Linked DNA regions of Homo sapiens: region 2 is linked to region 1. Evidence: chromatin loops called from intact Hi-C (ENCODE). Cell type or tissue: heart left ventricle. All regions are shown on one strand. Each heading gives the region's core, and the rest is flanking DNA. Links, peaks and the distances in the headings are about the cores only. Region 1 overlaps MIR450B (microRNA 450b). Region 2 has its middle 63 kb from the start of PABIR2.

Region 1 (14,000 bases), core at 195-5,194:
AATTATTTTTGCAATATGTTCCTGAATATGTAATATAAGTGTATTGGGATCATTTTGCATCCATAGTTTTGTATCAACATATGGAGAAAAGTCTAGGAAGAAATATACCAAAACTTGTAACAGTATTATAGTATAAAATTATAGGTAATGTTTGTTTTTCTCTTTATACTTTTATGTATTTTCCAAGTAATATTTGCATAAACAATAAAATGCATTGCTTTTATAGCAATAATAAAACATTTTATTTTTAAAAAGAGTTTGTATTTTTTTTAAAGCATGAACCCCTGACATAAGGGTGGGGGAAGACTTCCTATTTGGCCAGCAGTGGGCCTAGAATACTTTTTCAAACATATCTGGGAAACCTTTGTACAACTTCAGTTGGATCTGCAGTGCAAATGTGTTTTCATTTGCTCTTGGCAAAGAAAAGAGAAAGTATAACTAAAAAATATAACCACGACAGAGTTATAATAGTAATATTAGTAAACAAACTGCTATCTATGTCTAATCAAAGTAACATTTAAAGAAGTATAGAAAGCTGAAACAGGCTCCTTTTCCTCTAGTAGCAATTCAGGAAGGTGGTACTTGGATGCTCGCCCAGGGCCTCAAGACGCATTGGCCAGTTTGAGATATGCCCAAGTCAGGAAAACACCTTATTTAGGTTATTTCCACTCAGCCAACTTCTTGCAGATGCGGGTAAAGCCCCCCCTGCATTTTCCCGCAAATTCAGCTGAGCTCCATAGTAACTCTGGTGTTGCAGAACACATGTGACACCTCAATTTAGGCGATCCTTGTTCTGGTAAGAGATGGAACCATTTGGTCACGTACCTGGCCCATGGTCTGAAGGGCACCTACCAAGGTTTTAGCGTTCCTCAGTGGCACTGATTTGGACAGAGACACATTACAGGAGGATCTAAGTTCCTTCCTATCTTTTTAGTAGCATTTTGGGAAACTGTTCCCCCACCAAGGACATATTTGGCACTCTAGCAAGTCCATATGACTAGACATTACTTTCTTTTTTTTTTTTTTTTTTTTGAGACGGAGTCTGGCTGGCTCTGTCACCCTGGCTGGAGTGCAATGGTGCGATCTCAGCTCACTGCAAGCTCTGCCTCCCAGGTTCAAGCGATTCTCCTGCCTCAGCCTCCCAAGTAGCTGGGATTACAGGTGCCCGCCACCTTGCCTGGCTAATTTTTTTGTATTTTTAGTAGAGACGGGTTTCACTGTGTTAGCCAGGATGGTCTCGATCTCCTGATCTCGTGATCTGCCCACCTTGGCCTCCCAAAGTGCTGGGATTACAGGCGTGAGCCACCGTGCCCGGCCGACATTACTTTCAAAATAGATCCATCATATTCCTTAAAGGAGAAGCTGAGTTGTGAGGCAAATATATATACACATATCCATTTACAAAGATACAGGAGACCATTCCTCCAATTTTCTGATGCCCTGCCCTTGTTCTGCTTAAGAACATACAATCATACAACCAAACTGGTCCCCATGCTTAAATGTGTGTACTCCTCTTTAAGGAGCATAAGCATTTTTATCTGCCACACTCTGTCAATCAGAGCATATTTACTGGGTGCCTACCTCTGTGCTAGTTACTTGTGGATAGAGGAGCGGGTAGGGGAGAAGCGGAGGTTAAGGTGATACTGAGCCAGAGAGGCCTTGAACACACGAATACTTTGTCTGCCACTGGGTACAGAGCAGGGATCAGCTGAGGCTTTGACCTTCGTCTGAGCCAGGTCAGACCACACAGAGAATCTGCTTTGCTAAGCAACCATCTAAGTGGCCTCCTTTCCCCTAGGGCTCACTCTAGTCCCTGCTGGACAAAATGTATGGAATAGGGGCAGAGTGTGGGAGGGACCCCTTTCTAAATGGGAGGTCTCGCCTCTAGGGCTGAGAAAGAGAGAGAGAGAGAAATCATTCCAAATTGAGCATTGATCTTAAGCCCCTTTCGTTGACCAGTGAAAAAAAAATCTTCAGCCCCTGAATTTCTTTCTATATATGTATATATAGAGAAAGACAGAGAGACAGGGTCTCACTATATCGCCCAGGCTAGTCTTGAACTCCTGGGCTCAAGCGATACTCCCACCTCAGCCTCCCAAAGTATTGGGATTACAGGCGTGAGCCCCTGCGCCCGGCTGAATTTCTGAACCAGTGAAATGTCCTAGAATTTGGCCAGTACAGAGATTGCTTCTCAGAGTTGGAAGTATGCCAAGAGGGGTTGAGGAGGGGCAGGTGCAGAAGGTGCTGAGGGCTTCCCTTTGTTAACAGGGTACAAACCCTCATTTTACACAAGTCCAGCCCCTCATTTTACAGAAGAGAAAACCAAGTTGCAGAGAGAGAAAATAAGTTGCAGAGAGGTCGTGCAGAGAATTGGGCAATGTTACAACTTGAACCTTGAGCTTCAGGGCTTTTTCCATTGTAATATACTGGGTCTAAAGGACACAGGGAGTGACTTGGAAAGACTCTATGAAGGATATGGGACTTGATGAGCACCTGCAAAAGTGGGTGGGGCTGGGCATGGTAGTGTTCACCTGTAGGCCCAGCTACGCCAGAGGCTGAGGGAGGAGGATCACTTGGGCCCAGGAGTTCCAGGCTGCAGTGCGCCATGATTATGCCTATGAATGGCCACTGCACTCCAGCCTAGTCAACAAAGCAAGGCCCTATCTCTTTAAAAAAAAAAAAAAAGATAGGTGGGGCCAGAAGAGGCAGAGAGGACAGGGGTGGACATTCCAGGCAGGGGGTAATGACATAAGCACTGGAGGAATGGATGTGGTGTCACCACAGGGCAATCTGGAGGAAATTAAGGTCAAGTCTTCCTTCTCAACGTGGGCTATGCAAGCCCTTGAGGGTATAAGACAGTGTCCCATGGGTTGCCAAAAGCCACAGAATATAGATGGCACAATTTCCTAGAGCACAGCTTGGTATCCATAATAAATAATTTACAGCATTGTTTTTCTGTAAAAACAAGCACAAATTTAAACAGATAAAACTGAGACCTCACAAAATCATTTCCAGTTTGTTGCAGGCCCCTCCAGGCCGTCCTAGGACTCCCACTCCAGTCTCATTCTGAGGGAGTATTTGTGCACTGGTCTCTAGGCATTTGGCTGTTTGTTTTTCCTGCCAGCACTCCTTGTCTTCTGATAACAGTTCCCTGGCTCTTTCCTTTGCTGAACTGCCCCTCCTCCACTGCAATCATGGGATTCTGGAAGGGCTGCCCATCTCTGTAAACTGCTGAGCCTTTCACCAGGCACGTGACCCAGGTCAGGCAAACCACAGTATCCCATCCTCTCTTCCACAATGATTGTGGTAAAGAAAGTTCACGTGACCCCAGCCTAACCACTCAAAGTACTTGCCTGGGATTTTTTTTTTTTTTTTTTTTTTTTTTTTTTTTTTGAGACAGGGTTTCAGTTTGTCACTCATGCTGGAGTGTGACGGTGTGCATGTGGGTCGCTTCAGCCTTGAACTCCTGGGCTTGAGCAATCCTCCCGCCTAAGCCTCCTGAGTAGCTGGGACAACAGGCGCACCACCACACCTGGCTAAGTTTTTTATTTTTTTTAGAGATGGGATCTCACTATGTTGCCCAGGCTAGTCTTGAACTCCTGGGCTCAAGTGATCCTCCAGCCTCAGCCTCCCAAAGTGTTGGGATTACAGTGGTGAGCCACCATACTCAGCCTTGCCTGTTTTTTTGTTTTTGTTTTTTATGTTCAATGCTGAAATGGAGAGAGCCTCCCTTTCTTCTGTGGCTTCTAAACCTAAAGCTGTATATGGCTATGCCCTCCCCAACCCTGCTCTGCCATGTCTCTCACCCGAGGAATATTAGCAGGAGAGAATGAGAACAGCATGCACATAAAAAAGTAAAACATGCACATAAAAGAGAGAGACGACAGACAGAGAGCAGAGACAGAGAGAGAGCTAATGACATTGCTTGAGTCCTTGAACCCAGGTGGTTCTCGCATCAGCTCCACTCCTGTCCCTCAGTGACCAGAGCACATATTGTCCCTTTTGTTTAAGCTAGTCTCATTTATTCATTCAGCAAAACTTATCAAGTACTTTCTAAATGCTGGGCACTATTCTAGGAATGGAAAAAGAGCGGTGAACAAAAGAGACAAAGACCCTGCTCTTGTGGTGTTTCCCTACCACATTGAGTTGTGCCTCTGTCTCTGTCACTTGCAACTGGAACAGTGCTGCCCACCAGACCATGGGAGGCTTGACATGTTGGCCTAAGGACTATGCTATAAACAAGAGGGAGACTTTGCATGTTAGCCCGAGGACTACTATAAACAAGGGCTGGGGGGTGAGCTTTGAATATTTTCAGGAGAGGAATCACATGATCTTTCACAAATGTCTAGATTTGAGGCTGGGCTAAGTTAGAAGCAGTGACTACAAAAAGGCCAGAGTGGCTGGCACTCTGATTTGTTCAATTTTTGAAATACCCTCATGAAGAAGGTGGCCTACTGAATCAAGGTCTCTGGAAGGAAACCCAATTTGGGAGGAAAATAAAGTGCTTCCAGGAAGTGTTCCAGGCCCAGCTCTTCCTGCCCTCCCATCCTTTCCTGGCTGGGTCCTTTGGTTCAGCCTTCCCGGCTTGCTCCACTCTCTCGCCCTCTGCCCGTGTGCTGCACTGCTGCTTGGCTTTGAGGCCGACCTAGCACTGGATTCCTCTCCCCTCGAACCCACACATGTCTGCACATGGAGTCCACATGCCACTGATAGGAACAATGTGAGCTGCAGAGAAGGCTTCCCTCTCCCTGCCCCAATCCACCTACCTTTTTTTTTTTTTTTTTTTTTTTAGATGGAGTTTCACCCTTGTTGCCCAGGCTGGAGTGAAGTGGCGCGATCTCAGCTCACTGCAACCTCCGCCTCCCAGGTTCAAGTGATTCTCCTGCCTCAGTCCCTCGAGTAGCTGGGATTACAGGTGCCTGCCACCACGCCCAGCTAATTTTTTGTATTTTTAGTAGAGACAGGGTTTCATCATGTTGGCCAGGTTGGTCTCAAACTCCGGACCTCAGGTGATCCACCCACCTCGGCCTCCCAAAGTGCAAGGATGAGCCACCACGCCCGGCCTCCACTTATCTTTCAAGACCCATTCCATGTGCCTCCTTCTTTTGAGGACTGCCTTGACCACCCCACTCATACTGAACCTCGTCTGACCTCCTGCCATACCCAGTGTCCAGACACTGGCTCATGTCCATTTTTACAGGTGTGCCTCCTGCAAATCCGCAGGAAGCACCAAGAACCAGGTCCTTCTTCACCCCCAAATCTGTCATGGAGCCCAGCGCTGTTCCCGGCACAGCAGAGCGGGTGCTCCATCCAGGTTGACTGATGACATTGAGCATATAGATGGCCTGGGGATAAGGCCATCTTAATCCTTTTCCTGGGACAGTCCTGGCTTAGGCCTACTTTATTGTCATAATTATTAGTAGCATCTCATTTCACTCTCAAAAGTGTCCCATGATAAAATATATTGTAACCATATTTGTTTAGAGGATATTAAAGGGGCTGTCGTCACAGCCCAGTTGAAGAGATTCCTGATATAGGACAAAGTATTTATACAATCAAAACCACATTATGGCCCAGAATGATGGCTCATGCTTGTAATCCCAGCACTTTGGGAGGCTGCGATGGGCAGATCACTTGAGGTCAGGAGTTCAAGACCTGCCTGGCCAAAATGGTGGAACCCTGTCTCTACTAAAAATACAAAAATTAGCTTGGCATGGTGGCTCATGCCCACAGTCTCAGCTACTCAGGAGGCTGAGGCAGGAGAATCACCTGAACCCAGGAAGTGGAGGTTGCAGTGAGCCGACATTGTGCCCGTGCGCTCCAGCCTGGGCACAGAGTGAAATTCTGTTTAAAAAAAAAAAAAATCAGCATTGTGGCAGGGTGCGATGGCTCACACTTTATAATTCCAGCACTTTGGGAGGTCACAGTGAGAGGACAACTTGAGGCCAGAAGCTTGAGACCAGTCTGGCCAAAAAGTAAGATCTCATCTGTATTTAAAAAAACAGACAAAACAAACAACAACAACAAAAAACCCATTTTTTAAAAAACCAGTATTATGTTGCAATTCCATGCTCTGTCACTTGGAACTGAACGTATTCCTTAGAGAACTCCGGAAAGTCTTGTCTACTCAACTGCAACAGGCTCCCACACACTCTCTGGCACATGAAGCATTAAAGCCACAGTCCAGCCTGTCACAAGACACAGATATTATCTCCATTTATTTCACACCATGGGTATGCAAAATAGCACCGTTATGCACCTCCAGGACTGGGAAGGCACACGGGCCTGGTCCAGGACCAGAAAGAATTCAAAGACAAACATGAACAAACCTCAGGTCTAGCAGATGAAGCAAAGGGTTGCTTCATGGTTCTTTTCAGAGTGGCTTTAGTTTGTGAAAGTCTACCTCACAGGGGAAACCAAAAGAAAAAACACCCTCATCCTATCACCCTTCCATCTTCCTCTTCTACCTCTGTCTCCCCAGAGTTGTGGCTTCATCCTACTCCTGCTCCTAGTGTAACCACCCAATGGGTTCACCATGCCCGTTGCCTAGACAGAGCCGATTTATCAAGACAGAGGAATTGCAATGAAGAAAAAGCAATTCACGCAGAGCCTGCTGTGCGGGAGACCGGAGTTTTATTATTACCCAAATCAGTCTCCCCAAGCACTCGGGGATCAGAGTTTTTGTTTATTTGTTTGTTTGTTTTTTGAGATGGAGTCTCATTCTGTCACCCAGGCACTGCAACCTCCGCCTCCCGGTTCAAGCAGTTCTCCTGCCTCAACTTCTGAGTAGCTGGGATTACAGGCGCCTGCCACCATGCCCAGCTAATTTTTACATTTTTGGTAGAGATGAGGTTTCACCATATTGACCAGGCTGGTCTCAAACTCCTAACCTCAGGTGATCTGCCTGCCTCAGCTTCCCAAATTGCTGGGATTACAGGCGTGAGCCACCATGCCCAGCCAAGGATCAGAGTTTTTAAAGATAATTCGGCAGGTAGGGTCTTGGGAAGTGGGGAGTGCTGATTGGTCAGGTTGAAGATAGAATCATAGGGGGTCGAGGTGTGTTTTTCTTGCTGTCTTCTGTTCCTGGGTGTGATGGCAGAACTGGTTGAGCCAGATTACTGGTCTGGGTGGTGCCAGCTGATCCATTGAGTGCAGGGTCTGCAAAATAGCTCAAGCACTCATCTTAGGTTTTACAATAGTGACGTTATCCCCAGGACCAATTTGGGGAGGTTCAGACTCTTGGAGCCAGAGGCTGCATGACCCCCAAATGTAATTTCTAATCTTGTAGCTAATTTGTTAGTCTTGCAAAGGCAGACTGGTCTCCAGGCAAGAAGGGGTCTTTTTGGGAAAGGGATATTATCAATTTTGTTTCAGAGTCAAACCATGAACTGAATTCCTTCCCAAAGTTAGTTTGGCCTATGCCTAGGAATGAACAAGGACAGCTTAAAGGTTAGAAGCAAGATGCAGTTGGTTAGGTCTGATTTCTTTCACTGTCATAATTTCCTCAGTTATAATTTTGCAAAGGCAGTTTTACTGGCACTCAACCTGGGCAGCTCTGTTTGCCTGAGATACTCATATTCTTTAGAGTGGAGCACCTGCAAGACAAACAGACCTCCCTCCGGTGGATTAAAGATGGCCACAAATTCTTTGACATTCCTCCCATAGAGACATGGGGTCTGCATCCCCTCCTCTTAAATTTAGGCTGGCTTCAGTGACTCGCTGCCCAATGTGGCCAAAGTGGCCTAGTAGCTTCCACTGGCTTCTTGGAGCCTTGAGCTTCCACGTGGGCATCCACCTACTCAACGGGCATCATGCTGGAGAAACCACATGAAGCAATGGCATGGAGAGGTCCTGAGACTACGATTTGGAGAGAAGGAGCTGCTGGGCAGCCCCTAACTGTTTCAGCCCTCAGCGGTGAAGGTCATTCCAGTTAAGATCCCGGATATCGCAAGTCACCCCTCCCAAACTGCCGATTTGTGAGCAAAAGAAATGATCATTGTTGTTTTAACAAACTAAGTTTGGGTGTGGTTTGTTATGTCACAATTGATAAGCAGAACACTCCCTCTTGCCCGTATTAATTTTTTCAGCTTTATTGAGGTATAATTGATATACAAAATTGCACATATTTAATGTATACATTTTGATGACATTTTGCCAATGTGGATTTATCATTTGTTGTAGCATAAATCTGATGCGATATTAAGCTCTATAACAGATGTTTGTATGCCGGTGTTCATAGCAGCACGATTCCCATTAGCCAAAAAGTGGAAGCAAACCAAATGTCCATTGATGGGTGAATGGATGAACCAAATATCCATACAATGGAATATTATTCAGCCTTGGAAAGGAAGGAAACTGAGACATGCTACAAGGTGGATGAACCTTGAGGACATTATGCTAAGTAAAATAATCCAGAACCAAAAGGACAAATATCGCATGATTCAACTTATAAGAGTTATGTCCCCATATGAGTAGCACAACTCATAGAGACAGAAAGTAGAGTGGTTCTTGCCAGGGGCTGGGGTAGGAGGGAGAATAGAGTTAGTGTTTAATATGTATAGAATTTTAATTTGGGATGATGGGAAGGTTCTGGAGATGGATGGTGGTGCTGGTTGCACAACAATGTTAATGTGCTTAATGTCAGGGAACTGTATACTTAAAAATGGTTAAAATGGTCAATTGTATGCCATATAAATATAACCACAGTAAGAAGAAATGGGGAAAAATAAATATATGTTGGAAGGGTCAATTAATTTAAATAATTAATTTAAGAAATTAAATATTTAAATTAAAATATTAAATATTTTTAAAATACTTATATAAAAATAATAAATGGCTGGACACAGTGGCTCACGCCTGTAATCCCAGCACTTTGAGAGGCCAAGGTGGCAGATTGCTTAGGTCAGGCGTTCAAGACCAGCCTGGGCAACATGGGGAAACCCCATCTCTACTAAAAATAAAAAAAATTAGCTGAGTATGGTGGCAGGCGCCTGTAATCCCAGCTACTCAGGAGGCTGAGGCAAGGGAATTGCTTGAACCTGGGAGGCAGAGGTTGCAGTGAGCTGAGATCGTGCCACTGCACTCCTGCCTGGGCAACAGAGTGAGACTCCATCTAAAAAACAAACAAACAAACAAAACAAAACCAAGAGGAGGGAGTCGAAGTGCATGGGGGTCGGGAGAGTCTGCTCATCACGGGAGTCTGTGCTTGAGTGGGTTGAAGATGATGGCCTTACAGGGGGATGACCTGGAGCAGGGAGTAAGAGCCCAGGAAGGGTGAAGAGATCATCCGTGTGGAGGGGCCACCCAGTGTGGCATACAGAGCCTGAGGAGGGCGTCCACGCATGGGGCTAGCCTGGCACAGGTGTTAGAACCTAGAAGGTCAGCCTGGGCAACATAATGAGACCTCATCTCTGCAAACAAATATAAATAAATTAAACAAAAATAAATAAATAAGCTGGGCATGGTGGCTTGCACCTGTGGTCCCAGCTACTTGGGAGGCTGAGGTAGGAGGATCGTTTGAGCCAGGGAGGTCGTTGCAGTGAGCCTTGATGGCACCACTCCACTCCAGCCTGGGCGACAGAGCGAGATCCTATCTCAAAAAAACAGGACCCTAGAAGGTCAAGAATGGTGTCTGCAAGCAGGGTGTATAGGGCATCCACACAGGATGGTCTACTGGGGACTATCTGAGTCTGAGCAGGGAGGAGAGGGCATCCGTGTGGAGGGGCAGCCTGATGTGAGGTCTAGAACCCAAGCAGAGTGAGGAAGACATCCATGCCGGAGGCAGCCAGGCAGAGGGACTCAGAGTCCAAGTGCAGCCAGTAGGATGTCCACGTGGGGACCAGCTTGTCCTGGAGAGTCAGAGGCGGAGCTAGGGAGTCAGCATCTCCCTGAAGAGGCAGCCTGGCAAGACGGTGTCAGACATGAGCCGGGTCATGAGGGCATCTACACAGGGGCCGCTCGGCATGCAAAGCCAGAGCCCAAGTGGAGTAAGGAGGGTGTTTGCCAGGGGTGTGGGGTGGCCTCCTGCAGGTTTCCAAACCTGAGATAAAAGGAGAAGGCGGCCGGGAGCAATGGCTCATGCCTGTAATCCCAGCACTCCGAGGCAGGTGGATCACCTGATGAGGTCAGGAGTTTGAGACCAGCCTGGCCAACATAGCAAAACCCCGTCTCTACTAAAAATACAAAAATTAGCTGGGCGTTGTGGTGCACGCCTGTAATCCCAGCTACTCTGGAGGCTAAGGCAGGAGAATCGCTTGAATCTGAGAGGTGGAGGTTGCAGTGAGCCAAGATTGCGCCACTGCACTCCAGCCTGGGTGACAAGAGTGAAACTCCGTCTCAAAAAAAAGGGTGTGTGTGTGGGGGAAAGGCACCCACTGGGGGTCGGCATGGTGAGCGAGGTGAGGCCAGCCATGTCAGGGGTGGGGCCCAGTGTGGCTGTCAAAGGCCAAGCCAGCTGAGGACACTACTGCCAATGGGTAGCCTGGCCTGGGGTGTCAGAGCTCAAACCGGGGAAGGAGGGTGGGCTAGTGTTTGATGTCAGATCCTGAGGTGTCAGTAGCTCACCCATGTGGTCGGGGGCAGCCTGGCATAGAGTGTCAGAGTGTGGGTGGGGCATATAGGGTATCCATGCCATGGGGTGGCCTGGAGCATTGTTTCAGAGCCCAAGCAGGGTTCAGAGGGCGGGCGTACATGTGGAGGGCAGCCTGGCATGGCCAAATCTTGGCCCAAGTGGGCTGAGAAGGCCATCAATATGCAGAGTGGGTGGGACTAGTATGAATTCTAGAACACCCGATCCTAGTCACAGTTAACACAGCTGAGGATGGGAATGACGTGTCAAATGAAAACCGGGACAATTAGTAAAAGTCTAAACGCATGACAACCCCACCATCCCCACCCCTGCTGCCCTTCCCCATTGAGCTCCCTGGAAACCACCTTATTGCCCTGAGGAGTAGGCTGGCTTTTACTCTCCGTAGCAGATGTCTCTAGTACCTCTTGTCCCTTCCCCTTGAGCCCCACCGATTTCAGCTGCTGAAGTGCACTGTCTTCTACAAGATCAGCCTGACCTCATGCAGGCAGCACAGCGTTTGCCCTTGAGGGAGCATTAAGTCTCTTTCTGCTTTCAGTTTCAAGGCCTTCTCTTAACTGGCTGACTTTTAACAGCAGACTAAACCATTCTCCCTTCATCCCAGGGAGAAGCCTCCATGATGGGGGTGGGGGCTTTGGTTTAAAGGCTCTGGCTTCCTGTTCTTCAGTGGACAATTCTGAAAGCCTTGTGGATGTTTCCAAGGAAGCCTCCTGTTTCCTACAGGGATGACCTCATTCATAATGCACCTTTTTACTGGCTTTTCCTCTTTCCCCGTCTCACTCTCTTGGCTCCCTCTCCCCAATTTCCCAGGACCAACTCCCAGATAAACCACCTGTTCTCAAATCCTCTTCTCAGCCTCTGCTTTGAAAGGAACCCAAACTAAGATAGTCTACATTTGGAGATGCCATAATTAAATGTCTGTGTTCTGGTCCAATTATTTTATTTTATTTTTATTTTGTTTTATTTTTGAGACAGGGTCCCCTTCTGTCACCCAGGCTAGAGTGCAGTGGTGCAATCTGGGGTCACTGCAGCCTCGAACTCCTGGGCTCAGGCGATCCTCCCCTCTCAGCTTCCTGAGTAGCTGGGACTACAGGCACGCGCCACCATGCAAGGCTAATTTTTGTGTTTTTTGTAGAGATGAGGTCTCATTACGTTGCCCAGGCTGGTATGGAACTCCTGAGCTCAAGCAATCCACTCACCTCGGTCTCCCAAAGTGCTGGGATTACAGGCGTGAGCCACCGCGCCCAGCATGGTCCAATCATTTTAGAGTGAAGCCGGCGGACAGGCCCCATTCATGCCACAGAACTTCCAGTCATCTTATGGATATCTCAACCCTAAGTATGGACAGCCAAGATCAGGGCCCAGGGCTAGGACATCAGTGAGGTAAGCAATGCACTCTGAGTGCAAAACGTAAGGAGGCTTTCACTCTCAATTGCCAACCCTGCACTTGCAGGACCTGAGCCTGAGGGACCCCTGACATTTTGCACCCTGGGCTCTCTGCTTGCCTCACCCTACTCCTGGCTCTGGCCAAGACACTAATAAAAAGCCTGTAAGGTTGAAACAAACAAATAGAAAAAAAGAAACTCAGATGAAAAAGAAACAATGCAAACAACAAAGAGCAATTCTTAGAAATCCACAATATTCTCAGAGGCATAAGATAATTTATTTATTCACCAAGAAGAAAAAAAAAGGGGCATTTAAAGAACAAGAAAGAGCTCTAGGAAATTAAAGGTTCAAGATACCACTCAGAGAGCAGAACAAAAAAGGCAAAGAACAGTAAAACAGACCGGAAAAGGAAAAGGACATTAGAGGATTGTTCCAGATGTGATGTAAGAGTGCCAGAAAGGGGGTAAGAAAAAAGTGAGAGAATATTATCAAAGAAATGATACATTAAAATATCCAAAGCTGAAAGACATAAAGTTCCAGTTTTCAAATAATAAAAACACTGCGTGCCCAACAGAGTGAATGAAGAAAGCCCACATCAAGTCACCTTTTGTGTACATTTCAAAAACAAGAATTTAAATAAGATTCCAAAACCCCGTCTCGACCAAAACTACAAATATTAGCTGGGCGTAGTGGTGTACACCTGTAATTCCAGCTACTCGTGAGGCTAAGGGCAGGAGAATCGCTTGAACCTGGAAGGCGGAGGTTGCAGTGAGCCAAGATTGTGCCACTGCACTCCAGCTTGGGCAACAGAGCAAGACTCCATCTCAAAAAAAAAAAAAAAAAAAAAAAAAAGAAAAAGAAAAAAAAAGAAAGAAAGAAGAAAAGAAAAGAAAAAGAAAATATTCTAAGAGATTCCGGAAGGAAAAATAGGTTATACACAAAGGATCAGGAATCAGAATAGCTTTGGATTTTTCCAGAGAAATACTGTGTTGGCAGACAGAAGATAAGGAAGCAATGCCTTCAATATTCTGAAGGAAAATTAACATCTAACAGAGAATTCTATACCTGGCCAAACCAACAATTAAGTGTGAAGCTTGAATATAAACACTTTCAAACATGCACAGTCTCAGAAATTCCTTTTATTGTACTCTTTCTCAGGAAGCTACTGGAGGGTGAATGCAAAATGAGGGAGAGACACCAGCTTTTGTAAATCGCAGGCTAGGTAATTTGGACTAACACTACTGCTAAAAATATCAGAGAAGGTGGACAAAATCATTTACAAATATCCTCAAAAGTATAAAATACTTAACAAGACAGTGAGAAGGTAGTGCATCGAGCTCCAAAGAGGGCAAGAACCCAGAGAGATGAATCCAAATCTTGGGCATCACTTTTGCTCAGAGATAGGGAACAAAAGCCAGGGTCCAGGGTCAGTCAAAAATGGAGACTCTGGCTGAGTGCGGTGGCTCATGCCCATAGTCCAGATATTTGGGGAGGCCGAGGCAGGAGGATTGCTTGAGCTCAGGAGTTCGAAACCAGCCTGGGCAATATATGGAGACCCCCGTCTCTCAATAAATAAATAAATAATGGAGACTCTGGGAAACCATCCCTACTTTGGGGTGGTATCCTGAAACACTCTACCCTAGGAGTAAAGATGACTTGGAAGTAAACTAGCTCTCACATGCATTGTAGCCTGCATTCCATTCATCCGAGTAACCCAGAAAAATCTCATACCCTGAAATTAAATTCAGTTGATTTCAGATAGCTAGTAGCCCCAGACACCTGAGGATAAAAGTACAAGTATTCTTTGGAGGAATACAACAATATCCTGGGCTTCAAACTATTTATTTAAAATAAAATCTAATGTCTACGTCATGCAATGCATGTTTGTGCAAAACCTGGCGCTAAAGCATTTGTAGATGACCTGCTTCTGTGTGAGGGTTTCATCCACAGCGGGGCAGTTCTCTCACTGTGATCTATGGAGAGTCAGCCTTTGACACAAGGGTTTGTAAGAAAAAAAAAATTATTAAAA
Region 2 (15,841 bases), core at 6,917-11,916, 200 kb before region 1:
TACAGGCATGCGCCACCATGCCCAGCTCATTTTTGTATTTCTAGTAGAGATGGGGTTTCACCATATTGGCCAGGCTGGTCTCGAACACCTGACCTCAGGTGATCCGCCCACCTCAGCCTCCCAAAGTGCTGGGATTACAGGCTTGAGCCACTGCGCCCGGCCCACTGTTGTCTTCCTTACTTCGTACTCCATGCTCCAGGCTGTGCAGCCACAGTCCTGTGCTCTCAGTGCCTGGGCAGGGATAATCAGGAAGTGTCAACTCTGTTATGGAGGGAACAGTAAGCCTGTCTGCCCATCTTCAGTGATGAGGTCTCTTTGAACTTACATATTCAATACCTGGATTTAGACAGCAGTGGCCTGCTTTAGACAGCCATACATGAGAACTGACTGCATGAGGGTGGAAAAAGGCTCTTCCCCACTGCCCATCCCCCACCCAGCCCCTGCACCTGTGACTGTTTGAAATCCCCACTCTGCCAGCTTTGTTCCTCAGTAATTCCTGCTGAGGGAATTTAGGCCTGCTCTCCACAGCCACTTCCATCTGCACTTGGCTTTCTTCTTGAGTCCACAGTTCTGGCAAGGGCTGACTTCTTCCAAGTCAGTGAGAGGAGAGTGCACGTTCAAAATCATCTGCCTGGGATTGGAGAGAGTGGAAAATGGGAAACATGCTCGGTTTGGAGGCATCTCATTCTTTTGGAAAAATCTGAAACCTCCACTGGTTTACTGTTTATAGGCTGCCAAGTGTGTTCTTTTTTTTTTTTTTTTTTTCCAAGACAGAGGACACCATCTCTGCATCTCATTCTAAATAACAGACAAACTATATACAGTGCTTCTCCCACCCATTACAAAATTGCCAAATAAGGTGGGGTTAGGATTTGGCTTATTATCGTGGTTGTTTACCACAAAGGGGTCACAGTTGAACTGCTTTTAGCAAAAATAGGGTGTTGTTACTCTCTCCCTCCTCGGTGATTGGGTATGTCTATTCCTTATCCAAAATTTCCAGACAGTTCCTGTCTCAGAGACTTGTTACCCCTAAACTACCTTGCTACTTAATTTAACAAAAAGGAAAGTATGAAAATTAGATGTTTGCTCATTGCTTCTGACATTTTTTCTTCCAAAGTTCTCCTCACCGTACTACAGTGGAGGGAAAGACTATGAACATACATTCGTTACGGGTATACTTTTTTGATTTGGTAAAAAGGCTCTGCTATTGTGAAGCATGTCTTAAACATAAACAATAAAACCTCATAAAGCTAGCTTCTGTTTACCCAAAGTGGTGGGTAATTGGAAACCGGATTATAGAATCATAGATTTTTTAAAATAAAATTGTTATCGAAGCATAATATCCATGTCAAAAAGTACACAAATCATTAGTGTACAACTTGATGGATTTTTACAAAATGAACATACCCGTGTAACCAATACCCAGATCAAGAAACAGAACACTTTCCTTATATTAGTTTCTGTGGTTGCCATAACACATTACTACAAATTTCATGGCTTAAAACAACAGAAATGTATTCCTTCGCAGTTCTAGAGGCCAGAAGTCTGAAAGCAAGATGTCAGCAGGGCTGTGCTTCCTCCAGGGGCTGTAGGGGAGAATCCTTCCTTACCTCTTCCTTCCTGGAGCTAGTGGCTCCAGGCATTCCTTGGCTTGTGGCTGCATCACTTCAGAATTCTCTGCCTCTGTCTTCACATGGCCTTCTGCTTCTCCCTCTTCTGTGCCTTCTCCTTTGCCATCTCTTATAATGATACTTGTCATTGGCTTTAGGGCCCACTCAGATAATCCAGGATGAACTCATCTTGAGAGCCTTAACTTAGTTATATCTGCAAAGGCCCCTTTCCCAAAGAAGGCCACATTCACAACTTCTAGGACATGGTCATATCTTTTCTGGGGCCGCCATTCAAGCTAATACCCCTCTCAGCGACTTCCATGTCAAAGGTAACCACTGTCCTGACCTCTAAAAGCATAGATTAGCTTTGCATGCAATTCAGTTTTCTATAAATAGAATCATAGAGGCCATACTCTTTTGTGTGTGGCTTCTTTTCGTAACATCATGCTCATGAGATCTCCATGGTTGCTTACAGCTGTTGATCATTCACTCTCATTGCAGTATAGTATTCTATTGAATTAGTTTTTTTTTTTTTTTTTGGAGACGGAATTTCACTGTTGTTGCCCAGGCTGGAGTGCAATGGCGCGATCTTGGCTCACTGCAACCTCCGCCTCCCGGGTTCAAGCGATACACCTGCCTCAGCCTCCCGAGTAGCTGGGATTACAGACATGCACCACCACGCCCGGCTAATTTTGTATTTTTAGTAGAGACGGGGTTTCTCCATGTTGGTCAGGTTGGTCTTGAATTTCCCACCTCAGGTGATCTGCCCGCCTCAGCCTCACAAAGTGCTGGGATTACAGGCATGAGCCACCATGCACAGCCTGAATGACTTTATCACAATGATCCATTCGACTTTTGAAGGGCCTTTGAATTACTTTTAGTGTTACCATTACGATAATGTGGTTATGAATATTCCTGTATTTGTGTCTTGGGGCAAATGTGCATATATTTCCATTGGGTATACCCAGGGGTGGAATTTTTAGGTCCTAGGATATGTGTATGTTCAGCTTCAGTAGACAGTGCCAAAGAATTATAGATTTTTTAAGTTATAATTAATCTTTGAAATCGAGACCAGATTTAAGTAATGCCTCACTTAAATAAAATGCATGTAATAATCCCAAATCCACTAATCCAAAAAACAGTATTTCTCCTGGTGCCCAGACCTTTCGAAAGGGGCAGATCTTATTCTACATTGCCATTCTGGCACGGACACCCCAAAAACATGCTGCATTGTCTTTGTCAGATCACACAAGTAAAAGAGAACTTGGTAGCATTGGCCATGGAGAGAGGCAAGAGGCAAGCCATGTGGCCAAGAGCATTAGCTGGAATTAACCAGCTTCCTCCCTGCACTGAGGCTTCCTGTTTGCTCTAGCAGTCAGCTGGCTTGGGATAGCATTGAAGGCAGGCTCTCTTATCCTCACTAGTGTAGGCATAGGAGCGATGTTGCCTAGGAAAGGGCATTATACATGAAGCTTGCATTTCAAGAAGTGTCTGTTTCAAAAAAAAGTTCCCACTTTTGGACCCTGAGCTATGAAAAGCCAAAGTCACCTCGAAGTCGAATAAAAAAATCAATTTAACAAAACAGTCCCTTTCACACACACTCCCACCCTGCTGTGTTATTTTTTTAAAACCATTTAGTGTCATTAAGCCATTGCCTCATAAAGTTGTTTCACCAGGAACTTCAGTTTCCCCAGGAAGAGATGAAAATAAACTGAACATTTCATGTCACTGTTCCCACGAGTCTTAAAAAATCATGTTTGTCTTTAACAGCACGATATGAAACATCTCTTGTCGATAAGGAGTTATACTTCAGGATAACAAGGCAACAGAATCTACAATGATAAATTTTACCCACATTTTAAGCCAGAATTCCTCATATAGATTACCAGGCATATTTGACTCCAACCATATTTTCCCACATAATTATTTCTTTTAAATCTCCTAATTATTCCATTCTGTTGAATACCATATGTCCTGCTGAGGGACAATTGTGTCTAAACAAATCAACAGGTTTTGCATCATTGTCTAAATATGAGGGAGAAACAACAGCCCCACAACTCTACTCTGGCATTTTGGTGGAAATGAAGAGTTCTAAATCCCACATTGGGAATGCCTCATCTCTGGCTCCCCTGGAAGATAACTTGTGGAGCCCAAAAACAAAGCCAAATGAATTTTGGAAAGGTCAGTGGGAAAGACATTGGGGTGGGACTTTTCCAGAAAATGTTTGAGCCTTTGCTCCATGAGCTGTCTGGTCACCCGGACAGTTTGTACTTCCCAGAGAGGGTGGGGAAGAGAGCAGAAGCAATTCTTCTCTCTGGGTACCTGGGTCCAGGGGGGCTGGAAACCTGGGATTTGCTCAGTTGGCTTGGGTGCAGTTGTCTCACCCTGGGAACGAGCCCGTTTGAACCCTATGAACAGTGTAGTTATGTCAGGAACCTTGGAGATAGAACAGAACATCTGTGGGAATAAAATAGCTGAGGATTGTCTGCCTTGTGTCTTGTTTTCGAGAGAACTGCTGATGTGTTTCAAATAATTGAATACTGTGCGCTGGGAAAGTGCTTCTCCCTGAAGCCAGTTCCAGGCACCCCAGAGCTCCAGTGCTTCTGCTAAGGGCTTGCAGACATCGCTGTTAACACGCCACCTTCCAACAATAATTGACCTTTCTCCTTTTTATTTTCTTTTTTCTCACCCTCTCTGTCTTGCTCTCACTACTCTCCCCCTTTCTCTAGTCTTAGTTTTCTCTTTATATGTTTATGTCTTCCCTCAAAGATGTGGCCAAGAAGCCCCGATGGCTCTCAGAGTCACAAAGAAGGTTAAGTGCACTGGTGTGAGGATAACTGGCAGTTCTGAGAAATCCGCAAGTCCCTGAAGATTCTTTTCCTCCCTCTGTGATTGCATCAGCCTCGCCCTCCCCTACTTGTCTGTGTTGTCCATTCTCCTTTTATCCATGCTCACTTCTAAATCAGTTCATTCAAACACCATAAGCATTTGCCTTCAGCGAATTAACTCTGATTTAGTTCAAAGTTCAATCAAAAGGAACCAGAATAAAGGAATAGAGTGGACTTTCCTTTCGGCGCCCCCACCTGACTTCCCATAAGCCAAACTAGCTTTTTCGTCGACCTCAGCATGGTTAGAGCTTCCAGATCTCCTTTCCAACTGCCCATGCAATGTCAGAAGGAAGGGTAATGGAGCACACCTCTAGAATGTTGGGGATCAGTGGTGCTCCCAATTAGGGGCAGGTGCATTAGCACACACACACTTCCTGGCCTCTTCCCTGGCCCCTGTCCAGAACTCCAGCAAGCTAATCACAAGGAAAATGTGTGTGCCTGAATGTTAGGAGTGAACAGGCAGGTGACTTGCTTCAGAATTAGCTTGCAGCGTCTCTTTTTCTAGCTGCCATCCAGTATTAGATGTGGTAACCACACCAGTTAACACCCCGGATTGGCTTGGGATTATGAATGGAAGGAAGGGAGATCCCCATGCAAGCAAGCAGCTGTCCCTTTGCTTAATTATTGGGATCCACAAGTCCATCCCTATTGCCAGGGCTTCAGTGTCGAGATGATGAAATAGGTGATTAAGGGACTTGGAGGCCAGTCCACATTGCAGCTTTGTCTGAGTGTTCCAACGACAAGTGTTATTAGTCCACTAATCATAACATTGCCTGCAGTGGAATTTCCTTGGGAAGGAATGGGGCAGCGCCTCCATGCCAGAGGGCTGCGCAGCATGAAAATACTAACACATCACAATTGGCTGTTCTGTGGGAAGACGATTCCAACATCCAATTCAGGAAATAGGTCACCGGGCTGCTAGATACACTGCTATTTTGATTTACTTCCTTAGACTCTTGCAGTCTTCATAGACTTCTCTCTGGGTAGAATCAAACTCCTCCAACTTACTGGCTTCTGGAGTGCCACATAGGGAAAGATGCAAGCAAGTTCTGAAAACAGAGGCATGGATTTCTCGTGATCAATCTTGTGGTGTCCTGGTGTCCACTTGCTTCTAGAATCAAACACAATGCCCTTCGGGATACTCCTCACCTTGACCTCTTTCAGGGGAGCTTCCCAGAGGTCTGGGGCCATGGCTTTTAGGAGCCTGCAGCTGTGCCGGCCAGACAACAAATGTTTAGTGAGAGGTTGAAGAGATACAAATGGGTTGAAGGGCGCCAGAGCCTTCTCAGTAATGAGCATAGCAAAGCTTCGATTTCCAAGGATCTTGGGAGGACAAGATGTACTCATTTGGAGTATTGCACTGCCAGGGCTGTTTGTACCAGCTGTCGGGTTCAGAGACCACCCTGTTGGTGGGGTCAGGGGCCCAGCCAACCCTTTCTTTTATTCTATACCTCTGGTCACTTGGGCCTTAAGAAGCAGGAGTCGGGGCGGTGGGGGCGGTTTGGGGCTCTGTCACTAAGCAGCTGCCTCTTTCCTGGATCAGTCTAGACTTCCCTCTGATTTTTCCTAAACCCAAGCAGTTGTCTACTGCCTTGGAGTGTCAGCAAAGGGTATTTGTGGGTCTTTGGTATTTGCAGATTTCATATCAGGCAAAAGCTTACATTCCCCTTTTCTTCTTCTTCTTTTTTTTTTGAAATGGAGTCTCGCTTTGTCACCAGGCTGGAGTGCAGTGGCACAATCATCTCAGCTCACTGCAACCTCTGCCTCCCAGGTTCAAGCGATTCTCCTGCCTCAGCCTGCCGAGTAGCTGGGACTACAGGCGCATGCCACCACACCCAGCTAATTTTTGTATTTTTAGTAGAGACAGGGTTTCACCATGTTGGCCAGGATGGTCTCGATCTCTCAATCTTATGATCCGCCTGCCTCGGCCTCCCAAAGTGCTGGAATTACAGGCGTGAGCCACCGCGCCCAGCCCCTTTACTTCTTCTTCTTCTTTTTTTTTTTTTTTTTTTAAGGTAGACAGATTATATGACATTGGGGGCTCTGAACTTACCCACTGCCCACTTTTTGTTTTTAGCCTTTCAACTACTGGGTAATTCTGGATTTATAACCTCTTTCTTGGTGCCCAGAGACATACTATATTATGTTGGGGCATAAATTTTGGGCTTCAGCTCACCTGTCCAGAGATGCCATCCCAAGGCAGTCTTTTAGGAGATGAGGAGTTGTACCAGTTGAGATACCATGGGAGGGTTTGAAGAGGTGTCTTGCTGAGTAAGACCAAAGGGTGTTTTCTCTCTCTCTCTCTCTCTCTTCCTCTCTCTTTCTTGCTTTCTCTCTCTCTTCCCTGCTAGCCATGACCTATATCAGCAAATAGAAAAGGGGAATATTTGTGATAAACTCCTCCTGGCAAATCCATTTTTTGGGCTCTGGACTTGAGAAGAGCTTTACTGCCTTTTAAAATTCTAAGTAGTCTGTTAAACACTATTTCGACCCTCTAATTCTTTCTCCAGTTCTTTTTTCTTTTCTTTCTTTTTTTTTTTAACAAATCTTTAGAGCAGAGGTTGTCACACAAGTAAGTGGAGTAGAATTTATAGTCACTGCAGAACAACCACATGGTTATTGCATATACTGCAGAGACAAGCAAAAGATATGAGACAAAAATTGCAAGAGCAAGCACCTCCAAGTTATCCAGCAGCCAGTAAGGTTACAGAGATTGCTACTGGTTACAGAGGCTGTGATGTGAGCTGGGCCTGAATTTGATCCCCAGCTGTGCTCCTTATAGCCGTGGCACTAGGCAGGTTCCTGAGCCCCTGCTTCCTACCCTCCAGATGAAAACAAAAGTTCTTAGTGCGAAAGGGTTGGGAAGGTTAAACAAGAAAATATAGGTGATATGCTTTCTCAGCCCAGTCCTGGAAATTAGTAAAATGGTCACAGAATGGTGACTTTTCTCATTATGAAAATCACCTCCTTGGCTTTGTAGTCCCATTTCCTGTTTAATAGCAACTGAAATAGCCACAGGAGCCACCACCCCCCATCTGAGTCTGGCTATTTTCGAGGCTCCATTTGGAAGGGGATGGCCCCAGCAGTCCAGGGGGTGGGAGGTGGTGGGGAGGGAGGCATTATTCTCTGGGTTGCAGCTGTGGCAGTAAGTACAGTATCCCCCACATGCCAGATGAATCAAGCTGAGGGCCAGATCTGGGCTGTGGGCCAGAGGTTCCCCACCCTGATTTATAGCATGGACAGAGATGTGGGTGTTTTGTGAATATATTTTGATGATGATAAAAAAAAGAGAGAGGGGAGGGAACGCCATTCCTTAAAAATGTGCTGAGGGAGGGAGGTTCAGACCTATCTTCAAGATTAGAGCAGCCTGGCTGTTCGCGGTAGCAAGTCATTAGAAAGAGGCCCATGGAAGAGCAGCCTGTGAGAGGCCTTGAAACACAGTGAATTGTGAATAAGGCCCCTGTATGCCAGCCATTGGGGGCAGATTAGGCTTGCTGTCCTCTCTGCAGGTGTGGAGTGGGGGACTAAGCCTGCATTTTAACTCCTGCAGGTCCCAAGAGCAGAGAAAGGGAGCACTGGGTCTGCTGAGCTGTGGGGAGCCCCCCGGCCCCATGCGTTCCCAGTGCTAATAGTTCTCCCGAAACCAGCCAGGCTTTGCCTCTGAGATCAGGCCTAGGTCATTGCCAATGGACTGAGGACAACAGGCTAAGTGTGGAAGTTTGCCCTGGATGGAGTTTGGAGAAAACTCACGTGGAGGATTTATTCTAAACCTTCAACCTAACAACACATTTGAGAGGGCTGGCTGAGCAGCAGATGGGAGTTGTGGCTCCCTCCAGAATGTTCCCCTCCCAAACAAGGCACAGCTAGGCACAGACCTCCTTGTTTTACTTGTGGGATATCAGGCACAGTTGTCCTGGTTTACTGTGTTTCATCCAGGAAAGAACTTCAATCAGGTTTCCTAGGACCCCTACAGATCTTTGAAGACAAGAGATTTATTCCCCAGAGGTGAGGCCACTAAACAGACAGGGTCCTAAAGCTTGCAGTTCATAAAATCACATCGGTCTGCAAACATCTTTTTTTTTCTAAGGGAAGGGCAGTGAACGCTCTCATGCCAACAGCCTGCAGTATCTGACAAGTACAATCTGGTTTTTTTCCCTCTCACCTCTCACTGCTCCCAGCCTTGAGCCTTCTGTTCAAACCAGGCCTCATCCTCATCCCCAGCACCCCTGCCAACCCACCCTGCTCAGATTTGCCTTTAAGCTTTTGCTCCATCTGGAATCCTCTTGCCCTTTGAGGATCCAAAGCCTTTGTCCTTTCACATGACCAGTTCTCTGAGGAAACAGCCCTAGCTATTCCTGAGGCCCCCATTACTGCCTGGTCAAGGGCTTTGGGGCACATACTGCCTGTGCGTCCATCCTCATGAACTCCAAATCTCCCCGCTACTCCACAGGACAAAGAAAACGAGACTGACAACGAAGTCTGAAGGAGAAAGGCAAGTATCTTTCTGCTGGACTGGCCCTCAAGACTTAGCACAAGTGAGTTTTTGGAGTTTTTTCCTGTGATTTCTGTGTGTACATATATACTCACCTCTTTTCTGTGTTCACTTCACTGAAACACAAATCCACCACACCCATAAGGCCAACCCTGGGTTACTTTTTGAGCCTGCAGAGATTTCCCCCAACAGACAAAACTTCTAAGCCCCGGAAGTTCTCTGTTTTATATCTAGGATGTGAACTAAGACTCTGTGAGAGGGGTTCTGGTCTATATCACTTGGGGCTGCCTCCTTCAAGGGATGGTGAGAAGCCCCCTGAAATGAAATAAAATGGTTTCTCAGGCTCTTCCTTTTGAATTTCCCATTTCCTGCCTCAGGGCTCAACAAAGGACTTGTGTATGAGGGGGTGTGTGAGTGTGTGTACCATGGCAGGAGAAGGCACACAGGATCCTTGTTGTTCATTCACTTTTCCTGGGAGGAAACAGCAGTGGGTGTCTATTCCCAGCAGTATTAGGAAGCAGTGGTGTGGGCCCCTCGCCGTCTCTCTTCCCAGCTTGCTGGGAACGTCTTTTACTCCAAGCTGGTTAAGTAACCACAGAGTTGCATCTCTGGCTTCTCTGACTACCTCCCACTCTCCACTTGATGCCCACAAAAACAATGTGTTCAGCTGATGTTTGGGTAACGTTGTACATATTCCTAGCAAGGACATTGGACATATTCCTTGCAGATAAGGAAGGTAGGATCCGTTCCTGACTCAGGAGGCTGATGTTTCATTCTAATAAAGCTCAAGGTTTCTCCTCGCCCACAGTCGTGCTTTTTGATAACCTGGCAACAGCCAAACCTCAGTCATTGCTTTGAATGGCCCTATCTCAGCATTTAAGAGCATTTTTCAGGGGCTGGGCTTCATAAAGATTGGGGTTTTTTTGAGATCCTGTTAAAAAATGGGGTAAGCATCGTGGGCACATGCTCATCACAACCCAGGGAACAAACTGTTGGCGAGGAGTGTAGTAGAGCCCACATACAGACCAAATGCATTAATTATGAATGGTTCTTATCTTGTGATTAAAACAGATCTGGCAGGCCTGGAACTTGGCAGCCCTTGGTTAGCTATTAGTTCTATGCTACTGTACCGGCTGGGCAGTCATAAAACTGTATCTCTTTGAAAAATGGTCCATCATGTAGAACAGCCTCCTCTGCACCCATTAGCTCAAATTGATATGACTTGATGGCCTAATCTTGGGCTTCTCAGATGCTGGATTTAATTTCTGTCTGGAGCTTTAGGAAATCTGGAGGAAGGGACACAAGGGCTGCATGCAGTGAGGTAGGGTCAGAGGATGTACACACCAGCCCCCACCTCCATCTGCACAACTCCCCTTACTGATGGAAGGCATCCCTCTAGTTCATGTTGCCATTGTGTGCCCCCACTCTGTCAAGCCCTGTTAAGGAATTAACTACAAGTTGGGAGTTCATTGGTAAGATCCTGGGGCATGACTTGCAGGTGCAATCACAGCTTACTGCAGCCTCGACCTCCTGGGCTGAAATGATCCTCCCACCTCAGCCCTCCGTGTAGCTGGAACTACAGGTGTTTGCCATCAATCCCGGGTAATTTTTTATACTTGTATATTGACAGGTGTCTCAAGGAGGCAAAAGCTCCCAAGGATGGAGGCCATAGTGCTGGGATAAGAACTCATAGTGTAGATATTTTTGGACTGAGTCTTATCAGAAGACACTTTAGGAATTTCAGGAATCAGAAGGGTGTGATTGGGAAAACAGGGGCAGAGCTTCCCAATGCCCCAGAAATCCCACCAAATAGACCACACTGAGTCTCCAGTCAGATGGTGCCAATCTCTCTGCTCTACCCCGGCAGTAGTAGGCCTACGATATTGCTAGATAGCATTCATGAAGTTCCAGCTAGGCCAAGTACTTTTGCAAGTTCATGAGCAGGCCCCTAGGGTAGTCTAGCTTGTAGTCTAGATGAGAAGGCTGTTGCTAATGCTTGAATGGACTTTTATTTGATTATTTGATTTAAATGTCTCAAAAATGGAGCAAGAACCTAATCTATTGACAAAAACATGAATTTGGGAATCAAATCCAACCATTGCTCATTTATTCACCTTCAAAAGTTGAGCATTTTATATTGAGCATTAAATATGTGCCAGGCACAGTGAAAAGCATTCATGTGACAGGTAGGTACAATTATATCCCCATTTTATAGAGATACAAACTGATGCTCGGGCATATTCATCTCGGTTGCACAGCTCTAAAGTAGTGGTGCTGGAATTAAAAACAATGTAGCACAGAGCATAGGTTGTGAAGTCAGGCTGCAGGAATATTCATATTCTTATAGATAAATGTGTAAAACTAAGGGATGTTTCTTTTCATAAGTGTTCTCTGGAGGAGCTCTCAGCCTCACGTGGGAAAATAGCTCTGTCACTCAGAGGAGAGCTTTAGGAGGATGATACAGGTATGGGCACCATCAACATATAGAAGGCAAGTGAAGCTGAGGGAGATGAGAGGAAGGGCCAGAAAGACTTGCTGTAGGTCACACAGCCATCAAGGACAGAGCCAGGCCCAGGCAACAGCACTTCCCCCATTGCCGTTTCCTTCAGCTGCAACTTCCATACCAAGAGGCGGCTCCATCCTTTCCTCGCCCCCTTTCTCTTACTTTACAGTCAGACAGGAGTTATTTCCCAGGAAGCAATAACAGTATTGACAATCAGAGGAGTTTGGGACAGGCACCGTGGCTTATGCTTATAATCCCAGCACTTTGGGAGGCCGAGGCAGGAGGATTGCCTGAGCCCAGGAATTTGAGACCAGCCTGGGCAACATAATGAGACCCCATCTTTACAAAAAAATTTTTAAAAAATTAGCTGGGCATAGTGGCGCACAACTATAGTCCTAGCTACTTGGGAGGCTGAGGCGGGAGGATCGCTTGAGCCCAGGATTTTGAGGCTGCTGTAAGCTATGATGGCATCACTGTGCTCCAGCCTGGGTGACAGAGCAAGACCCCTATCTCTTAAAAAAAAGAATTCATCTTGAGTAATTATTCATAGCTATTGAGTATGAATGAATTCTGTGGTAAATAGACAACTCTAGGGATTTCAGCACCCACTCCCATTGGGAAACCTTGCTCTAAACTCTCACATAAAACACTTTCCTTCTCAGAAACTCAATGCTGGCTGTGAAGAAGAGCTTCCAGAGCAATGACTTTCTCTTGACAAAGGCTGGCCCTCTCAAAAATGGTAACATTTGTCTGTTGCAGTGTGCAAGCTCACACCTTTCTCTCATATGGAGCCTTCAGGTCCTCATGTGCTTGTGCTTTCACCCCTGGATCAGAGTGCATCTTCATGTGCTGTCCACATGTGTACAACAAAACTGTCTCTCTGGGGCCAGGTGTGATGGCTCACATCTGTAATCCCAGCACTTTGGGAGACTGAGGCAAGTGGATCACTTGAGGTCAGGAGTTCGAGACCAGCCTGGCCAACATGGTGAAACCCCGTCTCTACTAAAAATACAAAGTTAGCCGGGTGTGGTGGTGCACACCTGTAATCCCAGCTACTTGGGAGGCTAAGGCAGGAGAATCACTTGAACCTGGGAGGTGGAGGTTGCAGTGAGCCAAGATCAAGCCATTGCACACCAGCCTGGGGAACAAGAGCGAAACTCCGTCTCGAAAAACAAAACAAAAAAAAAGATAGAAAGAAAGAAAAAGAAACAGAAAACACCTTTCTCTATGGAAAGAATATCATAATGGCTCATATGCTCTTTTCTGGGCCTTTGTTTCAGGGGACAAGAACCCCAACAGTGGAATTTCAGGCATCAGCCAGCAGGTGGGTGGATTAATAAAGAGAGATTGAGAGAAGGCACCTTTCTGCCACTCCTGAAATCATACTCCTGGCTCTGAGTGTCAGTCCCGTTTGGAAACTATAGCTGGAAAAGTCTCAGCTGCCCCTGACACGGTCAAATGGAAAGTGCATGGGCTCTGGAGTCAGACTGTCTGGGGTCGTGTTCTAGCTCTGCTACTTACTAGCTGTGGCACTTTTCATAAGTTACTCAATGCGTGGTGCCTCAGTTTTCTCGTTCTATAAAACAAGATAAGTATAGTACATAATTCACAGGGTTCTTAGGTGGGTAGATCTAGATAACTTGAATACATATAAACACTTAGCAGAGTGCCTGTGTGCCGGGTACAATGGGAAGCACTTAATGAATGGTATCTAGTCTTATCATTTCCTTGCTAAAGCTACCTCTTCTTTTAAGTCCCTTAACTAAGTAGGTCACTTTAGAGAAACTCAATTCAACTGGAATTATTGAGTGTCTGTTGTGTGCCTAGCATTGTGCTGGGGACACTGTGAGGAATACAGGAGAAATCTATGAAGGAAGAACTGTTCTCAAGGAGCTTTTTAGGCAGGATGTTTTGAGTTTCCTCCAACAGCCCAACTAGCAGCCACGTGGAGAGGCCCACGGCTCTTCCTTACATAGTAGCATAGCAAGGGGTTTAAACTTATGGGCTCTGCAATCAGACAGGCATATCATCTCTGCCTCCTGACTGAGGTGTGATGTTGGGAAAGGTACACTACCTCCCCATTTCTCGGTTTCCTCATCTATAAAAATGTGCATCATAATTACATCTTTATACATTGTGTGCCCATCAACATAGATTTATGATTATTGATTTATGCAATTGTCTTTTCAATCAGATAGGAAAAAAGGGAGTTACAAAATACCTTAAAATCTTTAACATTTACCTTTAAATATTAAATTTACTGGTGTTCTTTTCTTTCTTCCTGTGGATTCAAACTACTATCTGGTGTCCCGTCATTTCAGCCTGAGAGATTCCCTTTATCATTTCTTGTAGTGAAGATATCCTAGCAACAAACTCTCACTTTTTATCTAGCTGGGAATGCCTTCATTTCTCCTTTATTTTAAACAACAGTTTGGTTGGGGATAGAATTTTTGGTTGACAGTTGTTTGCCTTTCAGCACTTTGAATATGTCATCACACTGGCTTCTGGTCTTCATGGTTTCTGATGAGAAATCAACTGTTAATTTTATTGGGGGTCTTTTGTATGTGATGAGTCACTTCCCTCTTGCTGCTTATGAGATTCTCTTTGCCTTTGGCTTGTCACAGTTTGATTACGATGTATCTAGATATGGACATTTTTGAGTTTATCCTACTTGGAGTTGGTGGTGCTTTTTGGATGTGTAGGTTAATGTTTTTCATCAAATTTGGGGAGATTCTGCCTATTATTTCTTCAAACATTCTTTATACTCCTTTCTTCCTCTCCTCTCCTTCTGAAACTCCCATTAAGTGTACGTTGTTATGCTGGATGGTGTCCCACAGGTGTCTGAGGCTCTGACATTTTTCTTCATTCGTTTTTCTTTCTGTTTCTCACGCTGGATAATATAAGTATCTTCAAATTTGCTGATTCTTTCTTCTCCCCATTCAAATCCGCCATTGAACATCTTTAGTGAATTTTTCATTTTAGTTATTATATTTTTAATTCAAAAATTTCTATTTGGTTGTTTTAAAATAATTTCTATTTATATTTTCTGTTTATTGAGATATCACTCTCATATTTTAGTTCTTTAGACATGGTTTCCTTTCACTCTTTGAACCTATTTGAAATAGCTGATTTAAATCTTTGTGTAAAAAGTCCAACATCAGGCCTTCCTCAGGGACAGTTTCTATTGATTGTTTTCTTTTCCTTTGTATGGGCTATTTCTTTGCAGATCCCATACATTTTTTGTTGAAAACTGGGCATTTTGAATATTATAAGGTGGCATCCTGGAAATCAGATTCTCTGTCCTCCTGAGCGTTTGTTGTTGTTGCTGCTTGTTGTAGTAGTTATTTGTTTAGTGACATATTCTGTTTGAACTTCTACCAGAGTTGGCCAGTCCTATCTCATAGCTACAATTTGCAAAGTATAACTCCCCCTACTGTTTGCTTTGGCTGCCCCACAACTCTTTTGATGAAACTTAAAGCCAGGCATTAAGAGAAGCAAGATATAAATATGAAGCTTGTCTTGATGCCTCTTAGATCTTCATGGAGCAACCTTTATTCAAATAACTCATAAATTACAAGGCAAATCAGCATTCATTATCTGCCTTTATGTCAGAATGAGAAAAAAATGAGAGATTTACATGGCATGAGAGAAGAACGCATTCCACTCTTCTAAGAGGCGTTAAAGGCTCCCTTTTTAGTGAAATAAGCCACAATCCAGAAGGAGAATGGAAATCCATGTCACTTGAGAGAGATGCCACTAGCCCTTTCCTTCTATTTGCAAGCCTCCCTACTTTTGAGGGAGGGGGAGCACACCCCTGCTAACCGGAGTTGTCTAGGTCCTGTGGTGTTACCAGAGACAGGGGTGCCTATGTGAGGCTCTCTCTCCGAGCAAAGGAGGAAGCCTTAGGAAATTGGGAGGTAATCAGAGACTGGGCCAGAAGGACTGGTAAGGTAGCCTGAGGAGCATGGGCAGAGTGTCTCCAGCACTGGATGGGGGTAAAGAGGAGGGAGAGAAAGGGGGAAAGGGAGGTAGGTAATGGGATAAAATATGGTCAATAAATTCTGTGACACTGGGGCAGGCTTAGAGCAACGGGTAGTTTGCCCTTCCTGACTCCATATTTTCACCAGGAAGTTTTTTTTTTTTTTTTTTTTTTGAGACAGAGTCTTGCTCTGTCGCAAGGCTGGAATGCAGTGGTGTGATCTCGGCTCACTGTAACCTCCACCTTCTGGGTTCAAGTGATTCCCCTGCCTCAGCCTCCTGAGTAGCTGGGACTACAGGCGCATGCCACCACGCCCAGATAATTTTCTGTATTTTAGTAGAGACAGGGTTTCACCATGTTGGCCAGGAT

The links. A loop is a pair of places that touch in the nucleus more often than their neighbours do. Peaks named below come from ENCODE experiments on the same cell type or tissue, not always from the same donor. Only the 100,000 strongest peaks of a DNase experiment are listed, where the experiment ranks them.
Region 2: it touches region 1 in a loop (2.2-fold over the local background); 6 of 110 quality-filtered maps call a loop at or near these places.

Annotation. Positions count from the first base shown.
Region 1 is chrX:134,526,259-134,540,258 of GRCh38, reverse strand. MIR450B (microRNA 450b) reads left to right here; the gene lies at 1-74. Among named protein-coding and RNA genes, the nearest start is that of MIR450B, 7.0 kb to the left of the region's middle. RefSeq lists a silencer at 11,036-11,135. In heart left ventricle, for the core only: no CTCF peak of the experiment used is centred there; no DNase peak of the experiment used is centred there; H3K27ac peaks cover 452 bases.
Region 2 is chrX:134,726,627-134,742,467 of GRCh38, reverse strand. It overlaps a transcript of PLAC1 not described here. Among named protein-coding and RNA genes, the nearest start is that of PABIR2, 63 kb to the left of the region's middle. In heart left ventricle, for the core only: no CTCF peak of the experiment used is centred there; no DNase peak of the experiment used is centred there.